Regions from separate parts of the Mus musculus genome. Here region 2 is linked to region 1. Evidence: chromatin loops called from intact Hi-C (ENCODE). Cell type or tissue: heart. All regions are shown on one strand. Each heading gives the region's core, and the rest is flanking DNA. Links, peaks and the distances in the headings are about the cores only.

Region 1 (5,383 bases), core at 282-5,281:
AACATACATTTTCTCTACTGGGTTGGGTTTTTTTGGGGGGAGGGGGTTATTTTATCACAGCAACAAAAAATGGAATTAGAATGGACCGTAAATTAAAATCTTTGAATAAAAATCACATCCATACTGAAAATATCCGTACTTTTCTTGTCATGATTCTATAAGCAATATAAAATGACAGTATATAATGGCCTTTATATTGTATAAGGTATTTGAATAATACAGAGACGCCTAAAGCATACAAAAGGATTGCATAGGATTGCAAACACCCGGCCATTTTTGACCGGACACTCAAACACCCCCAGATTTGATTATGTGGGGTGGGACCCCAGAACAGTCCTAGGCTTTACTGTAGAGATGTGGTCATTGTGTGTTGTCATAGGTGAACGCGTGAAAGAATAGGCACAACTTAGGTTTTCTGTGACCCAGGATAACAGCTGCTCTTTTCCCTTCCCACTGCAGAGAAACTGGAGAGTGAGAAGCTCAACGTGGCCGAGGTTACGCAGTCGGAGATCGCCCAGAAACAGAAGCTACAGACTGTGCTGGAGAAGATCAATGAGACCCTGAAGCTTCCTCCCAGGAGCATCAAGTGGAACGTGGACTGTGAGTTAGGAGAGGAGGACTGTGCAACGACACTAGCCCCTAAGGGTCCCCCACCATTCCTAAACTGTCACCTGGGACGCCAAGTCATTTCTCTTTGAGAAATAACCTTTGACAGGAAAGATAGCCTATCATACAAACCCTTGGGGGTGGAAATAATAATAAAATGTCCAGGTCTGTGTTCCTTTGTCTGGAAGGCTTTCAGGTCAGCTTGGTAAGGAAATGATGTGTTCCGGAAGGCACTTCCGAGGCCCACACAGCCTGCTGAGAGCCGTGCTGTCTCCAGCATGTAGGAACTTGGGGAAGCTGAGGGTCACAGGTCCAAACAGCTGAGAGGCCAAGAGTGAGGCTTCAGTTCTGCCCACACCCTGTCACTTCTACCCTGCTCCTCAGAAGGAGTACAGATACCAAGCACTAGAAAGGGTTTGTTTTAATGTTTTATTTACTAGAGAGATAGACAGACAGACAGACAGACAGACAGACTGACTGACACATAGCAGGGAAGGGGGAATGTTCATGCCATGGTACATATCAGGATACAACTTTATAGAGTCAGTTCTCTCCTGTTGCTGTACATGGATTCATTTGCTTGACTGCTTCTACTCGGCTTGAGTTCTTCTCCACTTGCAGAGTTCAGCACCCCTGCCTAGGGAATGGTGGCCCCCGTACTGGGTAGTCTTGCGGCTATGAGGTCACTTACAGTGAAGGCAGATCATTTCCTTTCCTAGGTTTGAAGACATAATTTTTAACTCCTAAGTGGGGGAATCCATTTTAAGTCTTATAAATGGGATGGGTAACCTCTGCCACATTTCTATTACATCAGTTAGCTTACAGACACAGAGGCCAATCCAGTGCAACCAATCTTTTACTGAGACTCTCTTCCCAGGTGAATCTGATTCTAGGTCATGTCAAGTTGACAGTCATTCGCCAGGCTATACAGCAAGCACCTTTACAGACTGAACCATCTTTCCACCCCTACCTAGTACAGGACTTTTTAAGTTCCACCTTTCACAGGTAGTAGAGCTCAAAGATTTCAGAAAAATATAGAACCATTTATTCTTTTTTAATATTTTTATATGCAATATGCATAGGTGTTTTGTCTGATATAGAGCCCACAAAGGCTAAAAGAAGGTGTCAGCTCCCCTGGGACTGGAGCTCACAAACAGTTGTGAGCTGTTGTGTGGGTAGTGGGAATCAAACCTCAGTCCTCTGGAAGAGCAACTAGTGCTCTGAACCTCTGGGTCATCTCCCCAGCCCAGGGAACATTCATTCTTTTGCAGCCTCAAGATGCCTTGGCATCTGATAGAAACCCAAAGTCAGATTCAACAGTAAATGAATGGGTCACATGACACTAGCAATGACAGCCAATCCCTAATCAGGGAGTTTTCTGATTTTTCTCTTTGTAAATAAACAAATGCATGTTTTTTTTTTACAGTGAGAATAAAATGGTTAGACCGTGTTTGGATCTAAGTATTAGAATCCTCCTCCCCCACCAGTGACCTCATAGCTGCCAGGAGCTGTCTTCTGTCCTCATTTCTGACATCTGCCATTGGAGCCAAAACACCCACTACCTCCTTCAGCATAATTATACCACTGCTGGCATAGAACAGTGTGATAAGCTGGGAACAGGGCATTCTCTGCTTACCCAAAGTCACCTGAGGGTTGAGGACAGGACCTGGCTTTAGGCCCCAGAGGCTGCCCTGCTAAGGAGCCCTATTTCCCTGTGTACCTGGGAAATTAAATCATGGTCAGAAAAGGAGACATGAGGCCGAGCATATGACTTACTGGGTAAAGTGCTTGCCTCGCAAGCCTTGGATAGAGCCCCAGTGCCCATTTATTTTTAAAAACTTAAAAGCTCAGAGTAGTGCCACTTACCTGTAATTTCAGTGCTCATGAGGCAGAGACAGGAGAGCTCTGGAATTCTCTGGCCAACCCTGGCTAAGTGAGTCACTGAACTCCAGGTTCAGTGAGAGATGCTGTCTCAAAAATACAAAGTGGATGGAGCATTGAGGAAAACACTTGATCGCCTGATATTGACCTCTGGCCTCACACATATACAGCACGCATACACACACACACACACACACACACACACACACACACACACACTTTGCAAGCTGGCTGCTAATATCAGAGGGATTTAGTTGGATGTCTTTGCTGTCTCTCTGTTTACTTCTTGTGAATTAGTCTCCCTGGCTGGATCTCCAGAATGGAGATGGATTAGCGGGTCAAAAGAGATAATTATTCTCTTGGCTGCTCCCTGTGATGCCTCAGGGCATCAAGAAGAGCTGGATCTTGTTTACAAGAAGAAGCAGTGTGTTCTAGAAGGAACAGAGCAGGCACAACTCACAGGGAGAAGTTCTCTCCTTTCTCTCTAATCGGGCCTGACTGTGCGTTTGGGGACACGGTGTCGCCTTTATGCTCAGGACAAGGGTGGCAGGGACAGGCTGCTGAGTTACCAAGGTCTTTGATCTAGGACTTTAGGGATTTCTTTCTTTCCTGTTCATGAACAGTATTTTTTTACTATTGAAAATTTAGAAAATGCCAGTGTATAAAAACATTGAAATATCAATGTCCATTTCAATCCTCTCAGCACTCGCTCACCCAGCTCAGGTAATTCTTTCCACCACCCTCATCTCCCAGATGGGGAAATCAAGGCACAGAGGAGGTATGACACTACAAATGTTTATACCAGGGTCAGGAAGTCTAGCGTCTTCCGCTATCGCTTCCCCAGAGCAAGGAAGGGTGACTGGTACAGTCCATGTCCCCTGAAGGAGCACTGCTGCCCTGCCTACAGAGTGATGACAGGGGAGCCAGGAATCTGATTCAGAGAGCCACTTGCAGAGCCAGGCTGTGCACTGACTGAGCCTGTGTACGAGGCCTCCACAGCTGCCTACCTAGAGATGGGCCCTGAAAATTTTGGAGTATTACTGCAAGGTGTGTGTTTGTCCATCTGTGGGTGTCTGTGTGTGTAATAAAGAGTGTCTAGAACATGCTTTTTGTTTTCTCACATATGAATACACATGGATGCATGTATAGATAGGAATCTCCCTGTATCCTAAGGGGATGTCTTTCAACATGCCGGGGGATGCCTGCACCGTGGGTAGCTGTCCACATTGCGGGCACAGACACACAAATGGAATAGCTTTTCCATCTTTTTCATTATTTTAAGTTAGCATGCAAAGTACAGAGTTATGATGCTGTGCCCTTTCATACCTTTGTGTCACTCATCAGCTCTAACTCCTCCTCCTCACCCACTGCTCTCTCCCTCCTTCCTGCCCCCTCTTGCTCACTCCTTCCTCAGCCCAGATAGTACCTCATTCTGTTTTCATGTCACATGCATCCCATTCCCTCTCTTCTCCCCTGTCCTTTAAGATCTCGTCCTCCTCCTTCTTCTCCTCCCTATCTCACACGCATGCATGTACGCGTGTACACACACACACACACACAAAGAAAACAGCCATAGCTTATTTCGCCTGTTGATCTCCAGTTGTATCCATTTGCCTGTAAATGTCATGACTTTGTTTTCCTCTATAGCTGAATTAAATTGTTCCATCGTATACATACACTGTGTCTGTTCATCTGTTGATGGACATCAAGGCCAGTTCCATTTCCTGGCTCTTGTGAGTAGCGCAGCAGTAAACATAGATGTGCATGTAACTCCATGGCATGGCCACATAGCATCTTTGGGATACACCCAGGAGTGATCTAGCTGTTGTGTATGGTAGTTCTATTTTTAGTTTTTTAAGGAACCACCATGCTGATTTCTGTATTGGCCCCACCGGTGTCCACTCCCACCAGTGTGAATGAGGCTTCCTCATTCTCCGTAGCCTCACCGGAATTTGTTGTTTGTTCTCCTGGTGGTAGTCATTCTAACTGGATAGAATCTCACAGTACTTTTAATTTGCATTGCCTTGATGGTTAAGGAAGTAGAGCACAATATAATAATAATAGTAGTAATAATAATAATAAAATTTGCATTTCTTGTGAGAAATTTGCAAATTATACATGTATAATTTGCATTATCTCTTGAGAAATGTCTATTCAGTGCATTTACCCAGTCATTCATTGGATGGTTGAGAGGGTAGAGTGATGTTTAATTCTTTAAGGTTCTTTACAGCTGCTACATCTTATGGCACAGGAGCTAGCAAGATTTTCTCCCATGCTGTAGGCCGTTTCCTTACGCTGATTGTTTCCTCTGCTCTGCAGACATTTTTTAATTACCCATAGTCCCATTTTTCAGTTCACGGGGTCATTTCCCAAGACACTGGGTTCTTTGTGGGAAGTCTTTGTCTATGCCTGTGTAGACGTCTTTTGCTTGGGTTTTCTATCAGCAGCTTCAACTTTTCAGGTCCCACGTTAAGATCTTTGATCGTTTGAGTTGATTGTCACTCACGGTGAGAGATACAGATCTAGTTTCATTCTTTTGCAAGGGGTTGAGTGCTTGGCTTTCCCGGCACCACTTGTTAGAGGCCATTTTTTTCTCCAGGAAATGCTTTTCTGCATCCCTGTTGAAAACCAGGTGACTGTAGCCACAGGTTTATTTCCTGGTGTCCTACGCTCCCCTATTGGTCTACAGGTTTGTTTTTGTGTACCTGCCATCGATGTCTTTTCTAGCCTAACAACACATTTATCACACACAATGACCACCACTCCTGTCCCTTAAGGTATAACAACAAAATGAACATGAAGGGCTGGAGAAATGACTCGGCAGTTCAGAGCTGCTCTTTTAGAGGCCTGGGTTCCATTCCCAGCACCCATGTGACAGCTCATAACCATCTGCAAC
Region 2 (5,383 bases), core at 216-5,215, 95 kb after region 1:
ACAAGCAAACAAACGGACAAAAAAAAAAAAAAACCAAAACTATAACTATAAAATTATGATGGGCCTGGGGTCAAATCTGCCCCTCAATTTTGGGGAGATCTCCAGAAAGTTCCTCCAGCACCTAAATTTTCAGTTCCTTGTGCTCACTAGCAGACTAAATGAGATAGAGGAGCAACTCTGAAGATGAAATGAACCTGGGCTTGGTGGTAAAGGCCTGTATTCCCAGCTATTTCCCTGGGAGGCTGAGACAGAGGACTTGCAGGTTTGAGGCCTGCCTGGGGATTGTAGCACAGTAGAAGCTTGTTTGCCTACCATGAGTGAGACCTTAGGTTCAATCTCCAGTACTACAAAAAACTAAAACAAAAGAGCAACAATAACAACTAAAACCAGACAACACACTAAATTACGCACCACACACACACACACTGTAAATGCACAAAATGTTCCATAATTGCCACCCTTTGTTCTTATATGGAACTAATGGGGGGGAGCACTGAATATGGATTCAGAAAGAGATTTGTGGCATCCCAAGACCTCTCCCACTTTCCTATATGGTCTCTCTTCCCTCTTCTCTGGACCTACTCACATTATCATTTGATGAACAAATTATCAAATTATGTGTTAAAAATATGAGTCGGGGGCTAGAGAGATGGCTCAGCAGATAAGAGCACTGACTGCTCTTCTGAAGGTCCTGAATTCAATTCCCAGCAATCACATGGTGGCTCACAACCATTTGTAATGAGATCTGAGGCCCTCTTCTGGTGCATCTGAAGACAGCTATAAGGTACTTATTTATAATAATAAATAAATCTTTGGGCCAGAGCTAGCAGGGACTGAGCTAGTGGAGTTGACTTGAGTGAGCATGGCCAACCAGAGCAAGCAGAGGTCCTAAATTCCATTCCCAACAACCACATGAAGGCTCACAACCTTCTGTACAGCTACAGCGTACTCATATTCATTAAGTAAATAAATAAATAAATAAATAAATAACTCTTAAAGTGTCAGGGGGCTAGAACAATGGCTGAGTGGTTAAGAACTTGCTGCAAGATCTTCCAGTTGATCAGAATTCGGATCCCAGCACCCACACTACAGCTTACAACTGTCTGTAACTACAGTTCTAGGAGATATGACGCCCTCTTCTGGCCTCCACAGAGACTGCGCACACATGGCGCATATATATATATATATATATATATATATATATATATATATATATATATATATGTGTGTGTGTGTGTGTGTGTGTGTATGTATATATATATATATATATATATATACACACATACATACATATACACACACATAGACCATAGACACACAAACATACACACATACATGAAGGCAACATACTCATACATATAACATTTAAAAATATCCTCAGGCCATATTAAAAAAAAATCAGCAAAGATAAAGATTGAGAACAAATTGTAAATACTTGTTAACAACCACATGTTCCAAAGCTTGTCCATCATTTTCTTTGTGTCACAAACACACACAGGAGACACAGGAGCTCATGCAAAAACACATACTTCATATACATGCACACGTTCAGGCTCTCTCTCCTTCTTAGTAGCCAGGACTTGCAACTTCTTAGAAACATGGATTCAGCTTGAGGCCAATTTTCACGGAACATTCTCTTCATTTCTTCCTTCCCTGACCTTTCACAGAAAGCCCATGCAGCCTTAGAAAGCGGCAGGCTTCTCCCCACTCTCCCCACATGGTCTGTACACTGTTTGGCGTCTGGCCTCTCCTGGCTGCGTCTGGTCTCAATGGAATGTGCTTATCAGTCTCACTCCCGGAAAACGAAGCCAAACAGCCCAGTACCCTGGTAGCTAAGAGGCTTGTACAAGCATGTGACATGTCATCAACAAGTGAGCTGACACAGATTCTTCAGGTTCCTTATCTGCCTATAACTTCTACCAGACCGACGTATCTCCCCACGTGCACCCACTCCTCCAAACTCTGTGCTTCCCACATCCACCTCACTCTCTCTTCTGCTCAGCCTATTAGCATCCATTGATTGACATTACAGCTGACAGTGATGACTGGACCAGTGGAGCTCCCTGGCACAGCTTTGTCATCCCCCGGAGGCTAGAGCATGGGGTAATGGGAGGACTTTGGTGTTGCACAGACTTGGCTCTGAGTCCAACTTCCTTTGAAGAGTATTTTTAACATGTCTTCATATCTCTGAACCTGTTTCCTCATCCGTGGAATGCAGAGCTCATCTCTGCCCCGCCAGGCGTTGGTGGGAAATAAGAAGACACACACTACAGATCATACTTTATATTGTCAGCATCATTGTTTTGCCCTAAGGATAGTTACGGTCACCTAGCAGAAACCTAGAACAAATCATGCTCTTTTTGCATCTGCAATTCGGTTGGTTAATTTTTTGTTTGTTTGCTTGCTATTGTTGTTGTTTTTTATTGTTGTTGTGTGGCATTAGAGAGATGGCTCAGCCATTAAGAATGGTGACTAATATTCTAGAGGACGCAGGTTTGACTCCCAGTATTCATTTTGTGGCCCACAACCACCTCTAACTCCAGTTCCATGGGATTCAATACCCTCTTCTGGCCTCTGTGGACACCAGGCTTCTACATAATGCACAGACATACTGGTAGGCAAAACACCCAAACACAAAAAAATAAAATAATGTATAAATTATGGGATGTAGAAACATCAATCCATCTTTTTAAAAGACTGTAGCACAGGGCTGTTGATGCATTTTAACTATATTTTTCTCATTGATTGGCTTTTCCCACCTTGAAGGTGAATGTAGCTAAAAGTACTTTCTCTCTCTCTCTCTCTCTCTCTCTCTCTCTCTCTCTCTCGTGTATATCTGTGTGTCTGTGTCTGTGTATGCATGTGAGAACAGCTTGGGTTGTCAGTCCTTGCTTTTCACCTTGTTTGGGGCAGGATCTCTTTTGTTTTTCTACTGTACATACCAGGCTAGCTTGCCTGAAGATTTTGGGGGTTCTGTCTCTGCCTCACTACAGGCACTGGGATTACAGATGATCATGACCCGTGTCCGGCCTTTACACAGGTTCTGGAGATCTGAACTCAAGTCTCATCCTTACACAGCCAGTACCTTACATACCGAGGCATCTCCTCCTTAGGCCTTTCATCAGTATTCCACTAAGAATTTTGGAGGGACAATAGTATATATATTATATACTTGAGCAAGTCTGCATGAATGTGCGTGCACATTGCTCTCTCTCTCTCTCTCTCTCTCTCTCTCACACACACACACACACACACACACACACACACACACACACAGTGCCAAGAATAGGAATAGTCAAATATGGCCGTCACACAATCTTGCCTCCCAAGCTGGGAGAGAGCATGTGGAAGCATTAGTCAGGACTGAACACCATTGTCCCTGGGGCAGGGAGGCTTGCAGTGTCAGGCTACAAGTTCTGCTTAATGAAGCCTCGAGGTCTTAATTGCTTTGAAATCCACACATACTGCCAGATAGTTCTCAGAATTGGGCAAGCCAGAAACTTAAATGAGGCCCACATAGGAAGCATCTTCTCTATATATCCGAGGTACAGGAAAGGCCTTTGTGAAGATCCAATGGAGATACTTCTTCCTCTGGCCACCTGGGAGAGAATAGTCTAACTTGAGGTCTGAGGTAGGATGTGTTCCAAGCAATCCCAGAGACTGAGAGCTTCACACACACACACACACACACACACACACACACACACACACACACACACACACTGCTGGCCATCCCCTTTAGCTCTCTGTCTTCTGAGCAGTTTCTAGCACTCCAATTCATATTGTGTTGTTTGTTTGCCTGTTTGCTTTTTAAAATTATGAATATATGTATGTATGTATATATGTATGTACATATGTATGGCATACATGTATGTGTATGTAAGGTAATATGAGCATCCATAAAGGTCAGAGGCATATATTGGTATCTCTACCCTGCTCTGCCTTGCTTCCATGGGGTAGGGTCTCTAAATGAACTTGGAGATTCCCATGTTTCAGCTAGACAGGCCGGCTTGTGAGCTCCCCAAGATCCACCTGTCTCCATCCCACTGTTCTGGGGTTACATGCATACACAGTGGTGCTCAGTTTTTCTTTATGAAGCTGCTTGGGGTTTGGACTTGAGCTGCAAGCATTCTTACCCATTGGGCTACTATCTCAGCTTCTCTTTCTTTCTTTTCTTTTCTTTTCTTTTTTTTTTTTTTTTTTTTTTTTTTTTTGAGACAGGGTTTCTCTGTGTAGCCCCGGCTGTCCTGGAACTCACTCTGTAGACCAGGCTGGCCTCGAACTCAGAAATCTGCTTGCCTCTGCCTCCCAAGTGCTGGGATTAAAGGCATGCGCCACCGCTACCCGGCATCTTTTTCATTTTTTGAGGTAGGGTCTCACATAGAATGGGATCCTCCTGCCTCCACCTCCTGATTGTAGCGATGCATGGCACCATGTTCTGTTTAGGCAGTGCTAGGTATGGAAGCCAGGGCTTCATGCATGATGGCTTCTACCAACTGTGTCTTTAGCCCATGATTTTAAGCCACTAAATTGAAGGGTCAGTTGTCAATCAATCGAAATATGCAATGTTCTGGAGTTCTCAACTGTAGTCCATCACTGTTCTTGTGTCTATTTCCTTTCTCTTCTGTGAGGTTCGCTCTTCCTCGGATTTAGGAAGATTGGGAGGCTGCATGCAAGAAGCCCTGGGTTCCAGCTGGGGAAAAGGCTCAGCAGTTAAGAACACTTGTTGCTCTTGAAGAGGACCCAGGCTCAGTTCCCAACACTCACTTGGCTGCTCACACTAACTATAACTCTAGTTCCAAGGGATCCAATGACCTCATCTGAATTTTAAGAGTATGGGGCATGTACTGCACATACACTTAGGCAGAGCACAAAATAAATAAAATCTTAAAGTTTTTAAAAGGAGTCCTGGGTTCCATCCTCAGTACCACACTAACTGGGCAAACTGGTCTATACCAGTTATCCAAATAAGCAGGGGGTACATGAGTTCCAGTCAAAAACAAAAAATCCAGGAATGGTGGCATACACCTTTAATTCCAGCACTTTTAAGGCAGAGCCTGGCAGTGAATTTCTGGGAGTTCAAGGAGACTCTATCTCAAAAAAAACAAAACCAACCGTAACAAACAAAAAAAGAAAGAAAGAAAGAAAGAAAGAAAGAAAGAAAGAAATTCATAAATAAATGCATGTTTGTGCTTGTGACTGTCATCTCTCTCTCATTCCACCAAAGTGATAACTATCATTTAAAAATAGCAGTTTCTAATCTAAACAACTACCAAAGTTGCCTACAGGGAGCATCTTTAATGAGGCCTGAATGAACTTGGGGTCACACTAAGGTGCCATTATCGTCACAGCCTTCAGCATTAATGGACTCCTGCAGTCCCCT

Evidence for each region. Peaks named below come from ENCODE experiments on the same cell type or tissue, not always from the same donor. Only the 100,000 strongest peaks of a DNase experiment are listed, where the experiment ranks them.
Region 2: it touches region 1 in a loop (4-fold over the local background); 5 of 42 quality-filtered maps call a loop at or near these places.

The regions. Positions count from the first base shown.
Region 1 is chr7:112,559,470-112,564,852 of GRCm38, forward strand. It overlaps Parva (parvin, alpha), which reads left to right. Exons shown (of 13, transcript NM_020606.5): 5 at 460-600. Among named protein-coding and RNA genes, the nearest start is that of Parvaos, 26 kb to the left of the region's middle. In heart, for the core only: no CTCF peak of the experiment used is centred there; a DNase peak (open chromatin) is centred at 2,232.
Region 2 is chr7:112,654,493-112,659,875 of GRCm38, forward strand. No RefSeq gene overlaps it. Among named protein-coding and RNA genes, the nearest start is that of Gm40451, 18 kb to the right of the region's middle. In heart, for the core only: CTCF peaks have their summits at 1,129 (motif pointing left) and 2,249; a DNase peak (open chromatin) is centred at 1,789; H3K4me3 peaks cover 917 bases; H3K27ac peaks cover 4,584 bases.